Linked DNA regions of Mus musculus: region 2 is linked to region 1. Evidence: chromatin loops called from intact Hi-C (ENCODE). Cell type or tissue: heart. All regions are shown on one strand.

Region 1 (8,000 bases):
AGTCAATATTTCCAAGCCAGGAATGGTAGTATATACCTATGACCTCAGCACTTAGGAGGCAGAGGCAGGTACAAGTGTGAAATCAGTCAGCTAGGGATACATAGTGAGACCCACGTGGCTGGTCTTCGCGGCTGGGTGTCAGAGCCCTAATGCTCCAGCCACAGCCACAGTGATCCTTCCGGGGCTGCTCTGCTGGTCTCCAGTGGAGATGTGAGGGACTGCCAGCCTCAGGCATTTTCCCTACAGTACTCTGGACTGGCTCCCTCATCACACATGACTCCTAGAGGAATTTGACAGCTTTGCAACTGCTGGTCTTCCACTCAAACACCGCACTTAATGCAGAACGACGTGGAGCTTTGTTTCTTCCTCTTGAAGAAGCTCCTCTTCAAGGCAGCTCCCAACCCACTCCAGGTAGCTGCCTCTCTCCCTCTGCACCCCGGAGGCCTTAAAAAGTGTGCATCTCAAGGACCTCCACACTTGTCACCTAGAGAAACCCAAACCTGCTCCTCCCCGCTGATCTTGTGCCTATCATCTGACCTTTGACCTTCTCTCATCACCTATTCTTCTCCATTTTCTTTTTGCATGTACTTCCTGGTACATCAGTGCCTGCATGTCTGAACCCAACTGCTTAGAACTATCTAAGTATGTTCTCTCAGCTATCTCCAGGCTCACAGGTTAACCTGCAAACTATTTCAAAGCAGATCTGACTGTATTAGCCCTGGCTGGCCTGGAACTCCCTATAAACCAGCAGAGACCCACCTGCTTCCGCTTCCTGAATGCTGGGAATAAAGGATGTACCAGCACACACAACCAAAGATCCTTTTTTTATTTGGTTCTGAGAAAAGACCTTACTATGCTGTTCAGACTATCCTTGAATGTCAACTCCTCTAGCATCAGCTTCCTGGATGCTGTGATTATAAATGTACCACCATGCTGGGCCAAACTGTTCTTTAAATGCCTCTAGTTTTATATTTAACCTTTGCTGCCTCACTTCTTTTTGTTTTTTGTTTTGGTTCCGGATAGGTCTTTCTTACTTTATAGCTCAGGTTGGCTTGCAACTCATTAGTCCCCTGACTACTCTTGAACTCGGGAGTTTTCTGAGTGCTGGGATTATAGGCACACACACCTCCAAGCTCTGATGACAGCTTCCTGTGAACTGTGCTGAACCCCCTCTGTTACTGGAACCTGAGTAGCTGTCATGTCTGCTCTGCCGTGACAGTGACCTCTCAGGAAAGAAAATTTCTCTAAATCCCAGTTTTCTGTACATTCCCTGCTCCGTGTCAAGAATTCAATAAAAACAGTGACCTGCTCATAGGCAGAATGGTCAACTGTTCTGAGCAGGAAAAGGTTGTTCATGTGACTCACTCCAGCCCAGCCGTGCCCAAGCCACTAACCTTGTTTTTCCGTCCATCAATCTCAAAAAAGGAGATGGTGCCCTTGCGGTAAATTTCATTGCCTGGAGGGTGCCGAAGATCACATTTGGTCTAAGGACAAAAGGAGGATCAGGTGGGGACTGGTGAGGGTACTCTGGATAGGCAGCCTCCCAAGACCCCTCATACCAAGTGGCGTTGCAGACACTTGAGGCTACGGCCATATTTGAGGCAAAATTCGCACAGGTAGAGGACGGGTAGCGTGGTAAGCTCTTGTGGGTACGGGGAGAAGTACCACGGCTTGAGGCGGTGCCGGCCAAGCTCAATACACTCAATGTTCTTCATCCGGGTGACAATGTCGTCGTGGCTCCGGTCAGACACCAGACTGCCAGTCATTCGTGGTGCTGACGGTATTCCATCTGAGCTGTCCTGAGAATCCTGCCCAAGGCAGATGGCAAATACTAGATGGTAGCAGTTAAGCAGAGCGTGGCGCACGACACTGCCATTGGCTTCTTCCTGCAAGTCTAACATCAGCTAAGGGCAAAGCACCAACCTCCACTTCCAAAATAAAGCGAGGCTGAGAAACTGAGAGTAGAAGAGGCCCAGGGGTTCATCTGCTTGGCTCCCAGCCACCACCCTCCCTGCCTAAGGCCTCACCGAGTGAACACCATGCCCAAGCCCACTCCCCCTTTCCCGGCTTCCCTCTCCCTCTGCTCCTCAAGACCCACCTCATCAGTGCCCAAGCAATTAGATTTCCGCTTCCGTCCAGGCTGGGCTGCCACTGCCCTACGGGCTGACCCATTCTGTGGACAAGACACAAGAGAAAGAGCGACCGTGAGATGATCCTGGAGGAGGATGCTAGACAGCAAGGAATAAGAGGGGAAAGACCAGGCAGGCTGTTGGGATGGCTCAGTGGTTAAGAGCCCTGATCTTCCAGAGGACTTCCTGGGTTCTTTTCCCAGGACCCACAGAGTGGCTCACAACCATCTCTAACTCCAGTTTCAGTGGCTCCAATGCCCTCTTCTGCCCACCTGCACCAGGCATGCAAGTAGAACACATGCAAAACACAGACAAAACATTCAGACACATGAAAAAAGACTGGAAGACTCACCTGAGGGAAAACCGAGGCTGGGGCTGTCTCGCTGGGCACTGGGGTTGCTGGTGAAACCACCTCCACCTTCCGTTTCTGCAGAGAGAAACCAGGAAAGGTGGGTCAGAAGGTAGAGAAGGTGGGACCTGAGAAGAAAGCAAGGTCCCTGGAATTGCTGAGGGTACCGTTGAGCGGTGGTTGGGTTGCAGGCAGGAGCTGGAGGAGAGCGGCTGGTCAGGCTCGCCACCTGGGATGGCCTCCCGCTCCTTGGGCAGGTTGAAGCGGAGTGTGATCTGGACCGGGATTGGCAAGGTCTTCCCGCTGGCCTGGGCGGAGGCCGGCTGCAGAGATAGGTCCAGGGTCTTCCTCTGGGGTGGGGATGGTGGTGGGATGGCGAAGGGGGGGATGGGCCCCTCAGCATGGAATCCCACCCTCTGCCTTCTCTAAAGCAAGGCAGTGCTGGACTCTGGAAGCTACGCCTGCAACTTGGTCCCCATCCTTTGCAAGCTGAAGCCATGGCAGAAGAATGCTGCCTCCTGCCCATTCAGGAACCCCTGAGGCCAAGAGATGCAAGAAGGAAGAGGCAGGAGAGAAAAGATGAAATGGGGGACCTACTCACCACCTCTCTTTCGGGAGAGCCGGGGCGGGACCCAGGAAGTCCGTTCTTGGTAGGTGTCTTGGCCTCTTTCTTGGGAAATTGGATCTTCTTTAAGTCCAGCCGCTCGTGAGTCACCCATTCATCCAGACGTTTGTTGACTGCAGCAGTGAAAACGGCTCAGGAGGGAATGCCAGAGGCTGCCCTCAACCCTCTCCAGCAACCCCACTCCATCCAGGCCCAGGACTCACAGTCAATGTAATGGACATAGAAAAGCTTTCGGCCACTGATGTCCTTCACGCTCAGGATCTCAGCCAGGGCTATGAGAACCACACAGACAGGGAGTCTTAGCCAGGGCAGGTCAGGAGACTCCACCCTTCGACCTGAATCCCACCTCCAGGCTGGAGGCCTGTGTCCCAGCACTCAGAGGGGCTGGTTCAAGACCCCTTTAGTCACCAAGTGACACCTCTCTCCAAGCCCCGCCCGGATCATCTCCGTACGTCCAAAAGCCACGCCCCTCCTCCCGAGTATCTGCGACCGCCCCGGGATTGCAGAAGCCCCTCCCCCTCCCGTGCGATCGTTGACTCCCTCCCGCCCCTCGCCCTCAGGTTCCTTGGACCCGCCCCCCGACGTCACTCACGCCACTCATCTTCGTTGTCCTGGTTGCGCCGCAGCACGGGCAGGCGGCAGCCCTCGATTATCTCCCCCTGGGGAGACAGCGCGGCGCCAGGGTCGGCTACTGGGGGGCCTCGGGCTCTACCCACCTCCCCTGGCTCCCTCCGCCCCGCCCCGGGCACCGGACTCACCACCTCCGCCATCTTCCCTCCCTCCACTGCCACTTCCGGCCCCTCTGGGAGACGTCACTTCCGGAGCTGAGTGCGCTATAGGCCCGAGCCCCTTGAAGCTGTTTGAAAGGGAAACACTTGAGAATCACTGCTAGCTGGTTGGTAGCAAAAAGCCGGCCCGTTTGGGGAATGGAAGAGCAGGACGTTGTAAACCTGAGGCCAAGTACTAGATGGAATCCCCGCTCCTCGCACAGCGATTGGAGGAACGCCGAGTCTGTCACGTGACGCCCACCGGGTGCGACGCCGGTCACTCAGATCATGTTTAGGCTTTGTCTAGAGGCAGTGTTCTGGCGAGCCTCTTAGTGGCAGTGTGAGGTGTCACCCTGAGTAAGAAGCTAAGGAGTGGGGTTTTGAACCCTGGGGAGTCAGTAGACCTGAAGGGATTTAGAGATCCACCCAGGTGTCTGCATAAGATTGCACAGGCCTGGGGGCTTAGCAAGATTTTTCCGTTAATACTGGATTTCTATTTTTAAAATAGTATATATGTGGCTGTATACATGGAAGGTTCAAAATTCCAGTAGGCATTCAGTCAACAAGAATGGATGTCTCAGTTGGTCTTCATTATACATCAGAATCCCAAAGAAGTAGGCGCTAATGACAGTGAAGGAGCGGACTTGTCAACGAGAGTGAGAGCAAGTAGGCAGAGTAAAAGCAGGCTGGCAGTGGAGGCAGAAGCAGGCGAAGCTCTATGAGTTGAGGCCAGCGTTGTCTACAGAGTCAGTTCCAGGACAAGCGGGGTTACACAGATAAGCCCTGTCCTGGGGGTGGCAGGGAGGAAAATCTTGTTTCATGTCTTTCTTTTAGTTTCCAGCAGAAGGTGCATCTTCTGACTTTGAATAACAAGAATAGGTTTGAATAACAAAGGTGTGTTCTCCCTCCTCAAAGATGTGAATTCAAAGTGGATCTTCCACCAAGCCAGCTTGCCAGCACTGGGGAGGCAGAGGCAGGCCTGGTCTACAGAGCAAGTTCCAAGACACCCAGGGCTACACTGAGAAATCCTCTTAAAAACACAAAGCAGTGGGTTTTCCCACTTCAGAGTAGGCAAAATTGTTCACGTATGTGTTCTTCCATTTTTGGGTTTTAGTGAAATCCAGATGTAGTCAAATGGACAACCAAAAATAACTATCACAGATATTGATAACATGCCTAAAGGGTGTAGTGGGGCCCTTTAGCCTTACTTCTAAGTGTTCCCAGTTTAAATGGTTTCGGGTCCATTTGGCCACTTTGAGAAGAGTTTATGTGCAGAAGTAAAGGATTGGTTTCATCACAGGAGCATTAATAATAACACTTGGATTTGATCTGTGTGCAAAATATGTTCAGCATAAGAAGTACTGAAAAGCCAATAGGCCTTTTGTTATTGTTTGTTCTGAGGTGAAGTCTCACTGTGTAGCCCTGCTTGGCCTGGGACTTGTCACAAGGATGACAACAGGCATATGACAGCACACGGCATTTTTCTCTCTTGTGAGTTCTGAGTTGTGCCATCTTTCAGAACATCCAGTCTTCCCCTGAGGAACTGAAGCATCACCACTGTTACTCACAACAGCCTCACAGGGGTGGAGCCATTGCTGCTTCCTTGCTTTGGCTCCGTGAGGCTTTTTTTTTTTTAATTTATGTATTTTATTTTATTTATTTATGTCTGTTCACCTGAGTATGTCATGCACCCATTACACACAGTGCCTGTGAAGGCCAGAAGGAGGCATTGTGGGTGCTGGGAACTGAACACTTTTTTAAAAAAAGATTTATTTATTTATTTATTTATTTATTTATTTATTATATGTAAGTACACTGTAGCTGTCCTCAGACACTCTAGAGGAGGGAGTCAGATCTTGTTTCGGATGGTTGTGAGCCACCATGTAGTTGCTGGGATTTGAACTCCTGACCTTCAGAAGAGCAGTCGGGTGCTCTTACCCACTGAGCTATCTCACCCCCACCCCCCTACCCCCCCACCCCCCCAACACCTTTTTTTAAAAGGTTTATTTATTTATTATATGTAAGTACACTGTAGCTGTCTTCAGACACTCCAGAAGAAGGCGCCAGATCTCATTACAAATGTATGGTTATGAGCCACCATGTGGTTGCTGGGAATCAAACTCAGGACCAGTCAGTGCTCTTAACCACTGAGCCATCTCTCCAGCCCTGAACCCCTGTCTTATGCAAGAGTAGCAAGTGCTCTTAACCATTGAGCCTTCTCTCCAGCCTTTGTAATTATGTACATATATGTATCCAAGTGTGGTTTTGTTCTTCTGAGTGCAAGTGCCCCTGGAGTCTAGAAAAGGGGGTTGGAGCACCTGGAGCTGGAGCTGGTTGTAAACTTCCCAGAGTGCATGCTGCAAGTACAATCTTCACCACCGAGTCATCTCCAGGTCTTCTAACAAGTTCTTTTATATAAAAGTCACACAATTTCTCCTTCATTGTATGTACTTCTCTCTGCTTTCTGCTTTCTGTACCGTCAGTCCGGGTCACTCTTTAACATCATAAACCTTTGCACTGTGGGGATTTGTTTGTTTGCCGCTGTCTCCTCAGCACCACTAGCAGATCACCTAGCTCATGTTTATTGACTGCCACAGGCCCAGGAAACACTGAATGAGCATGTGAAGCATGGATGCCCAAGCTGATTTCCAGAGCTTTCAGGAGCCTAAATCCAAGCCAAGCTACTGGCACACATTAAAAAGGGGTTTTGTTTGTTTGTTTGTTTTTTAATTCTACATGTCTGGGTGTTTTGCCTCATGTGTGTCTGTGCATTGCATGCCTGCCTGGTGCCAGCAAAGAGAGACTGGATTTAAAGGTAGTTGTAAGCCAGTGTATAGATGCTGAGAATAAAACCTGGGTCCTCTGGAAGAAGAGCCAGTGCTCATACCACTCAGCCATCTCCAGCCCCAAGGACTCCTTTTAAAAGAAGAGGAAAGACCTGGGCGTGGTGGCACACACTTTTAATCCCAGCACTTGGGAGGCAGAGGCTGGCGGATTTCTGAGTTCAAGGCCAGCCTGGTCTACAGAGTGAGTTCCAGGATAGCCAGGACTGCACAGAGAAACCCTGTCTTAAAAAAAAAAAAAAAGGAAGGAAAGAAGAGGAAAGGAGGGTTTGAGTTTGGCTTATCTTCAGACTCCTTACTGGCCATATCCTGATGGGGAAGTAAGATTTCCTTTACTGTTTACTTGCGATATGGCCAGAGTGGAGCTTAGAAGTCTTCCTGGCTATGTGGACATACTGTGTAGCTATCTTGTCTGGGGCCACTTGTCCAAAGGCTGTCAGATCTGAAAAACTAGAAAGTTCCACAGAAACCTCAGGGTATTAGAGGTGTCAACAATGGGAACTTGCTGTCTCTTCCTCTAAAAATGTCAACCCTGTCCAGGAGTGGTGGCTGATATCTAAAGTCCCAATACTACAAGCTGAGGCAAGAGGCTAGTCTGGGCTATGTAGTGAGACCTTGTATAAAATGAATAAGTGTGAGAAGGTATACCTTTAATCCTAGGACTTGGGTGACAGTAGCAGGCAGATCTCTGACTTGGAGGCCAACCTGGTCTGATTAATGAATTCTAGGTCACCCAGGATTATATAGTGAGACTTGTCTCAAAAAAGCAAGTTAAAAGCTGTGTGTAGTGTGAACACCTTTAATACCAGCAATCAGGAGGCAGAGGTAGTTGGGTCTCTTAAGTTTGAGGCCAGCCTAGTCTATGGAGCAAATTAGAGGACAACCATAGTTACCCAGAGAAACCTTGTCTCCTGGGGGTTGGGGTGTTAGGGAAGAGTAAAATAATATAAATAAAATACAAAAACAAATGACACATTACTAAGGTGACAATATACCTTAATTATTTTGTTCATTGCTATATCCCAGGCATGTTGTAAATACCAGTTGAGTCAAAATGTGATAATTCCCAGGGTGGGGGCAGCCAGCCAGTGTCTTCTATAAAATCCCATAGGGCAAGAAGCTGACCATCCCACAGAAGTTAAAGGGAAGTTGGTTTCTACCCTATATCAAGAAGGACCTTCATCTGCCAGGACAGCTGAAAGCAGCATCCCATTTCCTTAGCTAAATGCTGTGGGGTCAAAGGGAGGATCAGAAAAATCGACAAGCCCTCCTGAGGCTCCTCCCAGC
Region 2 (8,000 bases), 170 kb after region 1:
ATGCCTTTAATCCCAGCACTTGAGAGGCAGAGGCAGGCAGATTTCTGAGTTTGAGGCCAGCCTGGTCTACAAAGTGAGTTCCAGGACAGCCAGGAATGCACAGAGAAACCCTGTCTCGAAAAAACAAAACAAAACAAAAAACAAAAACAAAAATTTTTTAAAAAGAAAAAGAAAAAAACAAACAAAATAATCAACATTGGAAAATATCCTTTTCAAATGCATATGGGACAGTCCTGAGAACAGTCTGTAAACTATGCACAGAGATAAGCCTGGGTAGGGGGCTGGGTGTGGAGACAAGGATTAGGAAGTCTAGGTCGGGGCTGGTGAGATGGCTCAGTGGGTAAGAGCACCCAGCACCCGACTGCCCTTCCAAAGGTCTGGAGTTCAAATCCCAGCAACCACATGGTGGCTCACAACCATCTGTAACGAGATCTGACTCCCTCTTCTGGAGTATCTGAGGACAGCTACAGTGTACTTACATATAATAAATAAATAATAATAATAATAAAACATTTAAAAAAGGGGGCTGGTGAGGTGGCTCAGTGGTTAGGAGCACCTGACTGCTGTTCCGAAGGTCCTGAGTTCAAATCCCCAGCAACCACATGGTGGCTCACAACCGTCCGTGATGAGATCTGACGCCCTCTTCTGGAGTGTGTGAAGACAGCTACAGTGTGCTTACATTAATAAATAAATAAATCTTTAAAAAAAAAAAAGGAAGTCTAGGTCATCTATCCTCAGCCACATAGTGAGGTCACTTAAACTGTGCTTTGGGGGACCTTGTCTCAACACGTAATAACTCCATAAAGAAGGCAAGCAACAGTTACTGTAGACCTAGTGTGAGCTGCCCTGTCCAAAGGTGTAGAGTTGAACTGGAGGTAGTGATGTGGCTTAGGGACTCACAGTTAAAGCCAACTCTGGAAAGGATGGGGGGAGGGGGGGATGGGACACGGGGACCCCCTGGGCCTTACTGGCAATCCAGGTCCAGCCCTCCAGGCTGGGTGAGGAACCCCAGATGACCTCTGGCCTCCACAAGCATGCACACACATGCGCATACCCTGCCACACCACAAAGTCTACAATAGAAAGGAACTGGGTTTTCTTCCTTTCACTATTAGAGACGAACATCTGAAACATCTTTCCCTCCACTGTTACAGAGCCCAGATGCAGCCACGGCTGAATTCTCTGATGGAGATCCCACACACCCCAGCTATGCACCAAATGAGAGGGAGGCAGGATAGCCTGTCTCTACAGGAAGTCTCTGCAGTCATCTAGGAGGAGTGTCTGGCTGGGTGTCATTTCGCTTCGCTGCTGGGGTGCTTGAGTGGCTCCGGCATGCCATTCAGGGGAGCCGGTACACAGTCAGTAATGGGGTTCCCAGCCCATGGTTTTCCAGATGGGAAACAGTGGATGGAGTCTGCAGTGGAGATTTCTGTTCTCCCAAGTTCCTTGTACCCAGACACCGCTGGGAGTTGGGAATAGGGGTCCCAGGTCCAAGCCTCCCCTCTGGGTGCCCGTGAGCCAGGCAGGAAGGGAAAGCCAGAGCCGGTTTGGTTCCGAATGAGTGCAGAGAGTACAGAGTAACTGACTGAAAGGCAGATGGCCTTCTCTGGGAGATTTAGGCAAGGGCTCTTTACACAAAGGCCTTCCCCACTCCGCCCACCCCCCATGTGGATCCTTGATGAAAAGAAAAGACGGTCTTTGCTCCATCAAAATGACTTCTTTGATGGCCAAGGTAAATGCATACAGCTCAGGAAGGGTGAATCAGGCATTAGATAGCTTTGGCGGGAAGGAGTGCCCAGAAAGGGAAGCTCACTGGCCTAGCTAGATACTTCATTAGCACGGAGGACTCCGGATTTTTATGCTACTGTGAGTTTTCTCAGGTAGGGAGAAGGGTGTTAAGAATCCCTCAGACAAGGTTAGAGAAGGAGAACAACAAGGGAGTCTCCCATTTTGTGCTGAGCTCAGAGGCCATCTGGTCACAGTGGACTTTAAATATCAGAGTTTCCCCACAGAGGAGAAAGCCATGGTGGACAACTGCATACAGTGTCAACATCTGGGTCAAGGAAACAGTAGATGACACTCTCTGCGTGCACCTGGGTTAGCCAAAGGTGGGCAGCTCACCGATACACACCTCACCAATACACACACTCAGACCAGGGAGGCTTTGCCTTTTCTCTGAGCCTGGCCCAGGGAAGGCCTTGCATTTCCATGGCTCTGAAGCACTGGAGTCTTCAACATGGCTGTGCTCATGTCAATGCCGTTCTATACACGCTCAGCCAGGACTTCATCCACTCCCCATGCCAAAGGCCTGGCTACCTTGGGCCTCTGTACTCACATGCAGACTGTTCTAGGCAGCCAGGACTTCTCAAACTGAAACAAAATAATACACTCCTGTAACACAGCTACCTATTATAGATCAGTAACCAGTTCTCTTAACTCGCTGCCAGTCCCCTCTGTGTTCCCAGCCCAGCCACTGAAACCGAGTCTCCCAGCCACTCCTCCCTCAGCTCCCCAACAACTGTTTAACCAGTCTGTCCTCCCAGCTTCCCCAACACCAGCAGCTCCAAGCTATAACGACTGTTCTAGCCTCTCCGCTCAGCTTAGCTTTTCCTGGCTCAACTCCTAATGATATCTTCTGCACCAACTGCCTTCTCTCTCGCTCTGCTAGCTCTGCCCACCCTCCTCAGCCTCAGCTGACTTTTTTATATCTCAATAAATATAAGCATCAACCAACACTGAAAGCCATTAAATCAAAGCAGCTCTAACAGCTAAGAAGTCTTTATATATATATAGATAGATATAGATAGATAGATAGATAGATAGATAGATAGATTTATTTATTTTACTTATGTGAGTACACTGTTGCTCTCTTCAGACATTCCAGAAGAGGGCATCAGATCCCATTACAGATGGTTGCTGGGAATTGAACTCGGGACCTCTGGAAGAGCAGAGGCTCTTAACCAGTGAGCCATCTCTCCAGCCCAAGCTATGAATTCTTTGTCTTTCTTTCTTTCTTTCTTTCTTTCTTTCTTTCTTTCTTTCTTTCTTTCTCTCTCTCTCTCTCTCTCTCTCTATATATATATATATATATATATATATATATTCATTTATTTATTTATTTATTTGTTTTTCGAGACAGGGTTTCTCTGTATAGCCCTAGCTATCCTGGAACTCACTTTGTAGACCAGGCTGGCCTCGAACTCAGAAATCCGCCTGCCTCTGCCTCCCGAGTGCTGGGATTAAAGGAAGCTTCGGTGGGGAAAGGGGGCACTCTGTCACCTAATGACAAGACTTGCAAGATCTAAACAGACACCAAAGTGTAGCCTGGGAAGGACCGGAAGTGGCTAAACTGCAGTCCAGAGAGCAGTCAGGACTGACTACAAGTGGCCTTTGGCTAGGCCTGGGCAGGGGCGATGGGCTTCCAGAGCGGAGGGAAAGGCAGGTGTGAAGTGGAACTGGAGGGACGGCATGGCGGGAAGAACACTTTCTGCTCTCCCAGAGAACAGTGGGATTTCCAGCAACCACTTCAGATGCTTCACAAATCACTGAAATCCCTGCTCCTGGGGTTCCATTGCCCTCCTCCGGCCTCTGAGGGCATTGCATTTACACACTGCATAAAACCAGAGACACGTGAATGTAAATACTGAATCTTTAATTTTTTTGTTTGTTTGTTTTTGTTTTTGTTTTTGAGACAGGGTTTCTCTGTGTTGCCCTGGCTGTCCTGGAACTCACTTTGTAGACCAGGCTGGCCTCGAACTCAGAAATCTGCCTGCCTCTGCCTCCCAAGTGCTGGGATTAAAGGTGTGCGCCACCACGCCCGGCTGAATCTTTAATTTTAAAAAAAGAAAATAAAAAAAGAAAGATCCAGGGCTGAAAAGGTAGCTCAGTGGTTAAGAGCACTGACTGCTCTTCCGAAGGTCCTGAGTTCAAATCCCAGCAACCACATGATGGCTCACAACCATCTGTAATAAGATCTGATGCCTTCTTCTGGTGTGTCTGAAGACAGTGACAGTGTACAATACATAATAGAAAGAAAGAGAGAGAGAGAGAGAGAAAGAAAGAAAGAGAGAAAGAAAGAAAAGAGAGACCCAGGTATAGCCCTGGCTGTCCTGGAACTCACTCTGTAGACCAGGCTGGCCTCGAACTCAGAAATCCACCTGCCTCTGCCTCCCAAGAGCTGGGATTAAAGGCAAGCGCCACCACTGCCCGGCTCAATTATATGCATCTTTAATCCTTCCTTTAATCAAGAGATAAAGGTAGGTGGATCTCCATGAGTTTGAGGTTAGCCTGATCTACATAGAAGTTCTAAGCTAGCCTGGTCTACATAGTCAGGCCATGTCGCAAAACAAATACATTTTTTTTTTTTTAAAGATTTATTTATTTATTATATGTAAGTACATTGTAGCTGTCTTCAGACACTCCAGAAGAGGGCGCCAGATCTCGTTACGGATGGTTGTGAGCCACCATGTGGTTGCTGGGATTTGAACTCTGGACCTTCGGAAGAGCAGTCGGGTGCTCTTACCCACTGAGCCATCTCACCAGCCCAAACAAATACATTTTAAATTTTTTAAATAAAAAGGAAGAAAATAAAGCGAATTACAAAGGAGCTATTTGAATGGTGTCACAACAAAGAAATGACTGAAGTATTGAATATTGCTGAATAATATACCCCTATATCAACTAGAGCACTAGTAGACACAGGCGGAAGGATATCCTGCTAAAGCAAAGCGTTCCTTCAGGAGCCTGCCGTAGCCTTTCACCTGTGTGCTTCAAGGAAACATTCCTTCACGTGTTTGCCCACAACAAAACACCATCCAACAGAAGTGACTTTCCAAAGAGCCCTCAAGTTTCCACTTCAGTGGTGCCTCTGAAGGGGCCCTGCCAGCTCGCAAACCTGGCTCTGGCAGGCCTTGCCCTCCTCCGCTCTCCCTCTTTCTTGCTAAAAACCTTAGATTGCATTCTTCAGATAGCCACCAAGGTCTCCCCTGACCCCACTTTGGCTACTTCCTCCTCCTGACTACCAAGGTCAACCATCAAAGTATTCAAGTCCAAATAGCACAAGCCCTGCTTGCCTATTAACTATTAACGTGCCCACTCAAAATTAAACACCTCAGCCTACCTCAGGGTTCTCCATCTTACCTTTATAAACCATCAGTTGTCTATAGGCCACATCTGTCTCCACTCTATCCAGAGGCCTTCCTCCCTGTACCTCAGAAAAAATACCCTTTTCTCCTCTCCCTTGTTTGCTCCTTCCTTGTCCTCTGTCTCTTGTCTTTGTCCTGTATCCCTGCCCTTTGTCTGCCTGGGACAGATGAGTCTGCTTTGTGCTGACAACTTGGTCCTGACACCTCCTCCTCCAGAAGTCTCAGGAGCCCACATAGGGCCCTAAGCTGACATCTAAGCACCAACAGTCATGAGCCATCACTATGCTGACATGCTGAGAGCATCTGGGCTCAACTTAGCTCAGAGACAGCTGGTGGTATGTCACACCATTAGGAGAGAGGAAGTGGACTCACCCTATTGGGACCTGGCTGTCATGTAGATAAAGGTCACAGTGATCTCCATCTGGCTTGGATCCGCATGGGCAGAAACAGGTTAGCACTGTGTGTTTGTCTCTCATTTGCCCTGGCCCATAGACACCTGAGATTTGGGTGGCCTATCTAAACTTCAAGGTGGGCTAGCCTGGGAACCTGATGACTCCCAAGCTTCCCAGCATCTTTTCTTTTTCTTTTTTTTTTTTTTTTTTTTTTTTTTGGTTTTTCGAGACAGGGTTTCTCTGTGTAGCCCTGGCTGTCCTGGCACTCACTTTGTAGACCAGGCTGGCCTCGAACTCAGAAATTCGCCTGCCTCTGCCTCCCGAGTGCTGGGATTAAAGGCGTGTGCCACCACGCCCGGCCCCAGCATCTTTTCTGAGACGGGGAGAGGTGGCACCCTCATCCCATGCCCTGTCTCCACATCCTTTAATTTACTTACTCTTTAATATTTAATAAATAGCTTTATGTATATTAAATATTTTATATGCACAATTAATTTGAGTGTAAATGTGTGTTTGTATGTGTGTAGACACAAGTGCCACTGTATGTATGGAAACCTTCAAGAGTTAGTCTCTCCTTCTTTCATCAGGGGCCCAGGGATTGAACTCGTCATCAGGAATAGCAGCGAGCACCTTTCTGCCACTGAGCCACCTTGCTGGCCTTTCACATCTCTCTTCTTGGATATCTGAAACTCTTGTCCTCTGAGTATGACACGGCTGTTACCATCTTGAAACCAAGGAACTGTGATTCCTTAGGCTGGTGAGATGGCTCAGTCAACACACTTGTCATCAGGCTTGAGTTTAGTCCCCTAGACTCACAGAGGGGAGTGACCCAGCTCAGGCAGCCAGCAGGATCTCCAGGGAGGGAGCAAGGATTGGAAGGAAAAAGACAATTAGACACCACTGTAGCGGGACCCCAGCCAGTGCCGAGGCTGGGGCAGGGTTATGTTTTCCCTGTCTGCTTTTATACGATTTTAAGTGCATGCAAATAATAAGGTCAATTCTAGGTTAACAAACAAACAAGGCAATAAACACAAATAGTCACAGAACAAGCAAGGCGATAAATAAAGTCGTGTGATCACTGTTTCTAAGGGCTTATCAGGATGTCCAAGATTTTAGAAAAAATAGCTCACTCCTCAGCTGAGTTTACCTTGAGTTTTGTACTAGACCAAATGTGTATTTTTTTTTAAGATTTATTTATTATTATATGTGAGTACACTGTAGCTGACTTCAGACACACCAGAAGAGGGCGTCAGATCTCATTACGGATGGTTGTGAGCCATCATGTGGTTGCTGGGATTTGAATCAGGATCTTTGGAAGAGCAGTCAGTGCTCTTAACTGCTGAGCCATCTCTCCAGCCTAAGTATATATATTCTTATCTGAGCCTTCCTCCCTGTCCTAGCCCAAAGTCAAATTTCTACCAAGTTTCTAGATGAGGCCCCAAAAGCTCACTCTCCACAGAGGAGGGAGAAAACCAACCCCTCCCCTCAGCATCGCTCCCGGTACTGGACAAGATAAATGACCTGCGCTGATCCCAAAAAGGCCCAGGTCAGGTCACGAACAGCCGGAGGAGGAGGAGGCTGACTGGAGCACCCACAAGGCTACAGGCGAGGGGTGCTGCCTTCCCCGGGGGTGAATAATCAATTAACAATTGCTCAGGGGAGGTGGTGGAGCTGCCTGTAGACACCCATAGATACTGCACTCCTAAAGGTAACCCCAGTTCAAGTTCCACTTGAGAAGAACTTAGGAGTGTGTGTGTGTGTGTGTGTGTGTGTGTACATACACACATATATGTCACCACAGTTGCAGAAATAGAGGCCATGAGTTTGAGTGAAAGGGGTGTGGAGGGGAGGAGCGTTTGAAGGAGGAAAGAACACAGGGAAATTATATTTAACTGTGTTTAATTTTGTTTGTGTTGGCTTGGTTTTTTGGATTTTCAGGACCTAGCACTGGCTGTCCTGTAGACCAGGCTGGCCTTGTACTCAAAGAGATCCACCTCCCTGCTTCCTGAGTGCTGGGGTTAAAGGTGTGTGCCACCACTATGTGGCTCAATTTTTCATACACTCTATTTAATCATATTCTTTCTCCTCGAGTCCTCATAGATACCCCCCCCACCCATCTCCCTACTCATCCAACTTCAAGTTATTTCTCTCGGGAAAAGGAAAAATAAAGAAAAACAAGAACAAAACAAAAACCTGTGCCGGTTGGTGGTGGGGAGACAGGCAGATCTCTGAGTTTGAGGCCAGCCTGGTCTACAAAGTGAGTTCCAGGACAGCCAGGGCTATATAGAGAAACCCTGTCTAGAAAAACAAAACAAAACAAAACAACAAAACAAAACAAAACAAAACAAACAAAAAAAACAAAGACAAAAAACACCAGACCATAACAACAACAAAACTCTCCAGCTTGGGTGGAATCATTCCTTCAGTCATTGTCCTGTCTGTCTGGGGTGGATAGAGTCCCCAGG

What was found. Peaks named below come from ENCODE experiments on the same cell type or tissue, not always from the same donor. Only the 100,000 strongest peaks of a DNase experiment are listed, where the experiment ranks them.
Region 2: it touches region 1 in a loop (2.8-fold over the local background); 1 of 42 quality-filtered maps calls a loop at or near these places.

The regions. Positions count from the first base shown.
Region 1 is chr19:5,606,157-5,614,156 of GRCm38, forward strand. It overlaps Kat5 (K(lysine) acetyltransferase 5), which reads right to left and starts at 3,938. Exons shown (of 14, transcript NM_178637.2): 1 at 3,862-3,938; 2 at 3,696-3,762; 3 at 3,307-3,375; 4 at 3,080-3,216; 5 at 2,646-2,801; 6 at 2,482-2,556; 7 at 2,099-2,173; 8 at 1,560-1,808; 9 at 1,395-1,484. The coding sequence starts at 3,873. In heart, CTCF peaks have their summits at 242, 4,210 and 5,980; DNase peaks (open chromatin) are centred at 1,905, 2,765, 3,615, 4,055 and 1 weaker place; H3K4me3 peaks cover 2,548 bases; H3K27ac peaks cover 2,192 bases; H3K27me3 peaks cover 53 bases.
Region 2 is chr19:5,776,849-5,784,848 of GRCm38, forward strand. No RefSeq gene overlaps it. Among named protein-coding and RNA genes, the nearest start is that of Scyl1, 9.4 kb to the left of the region's middle. In heart, CTCF peaks have their summits at 3,576 and 4,509; no DNase peak of the experiment used is centred here.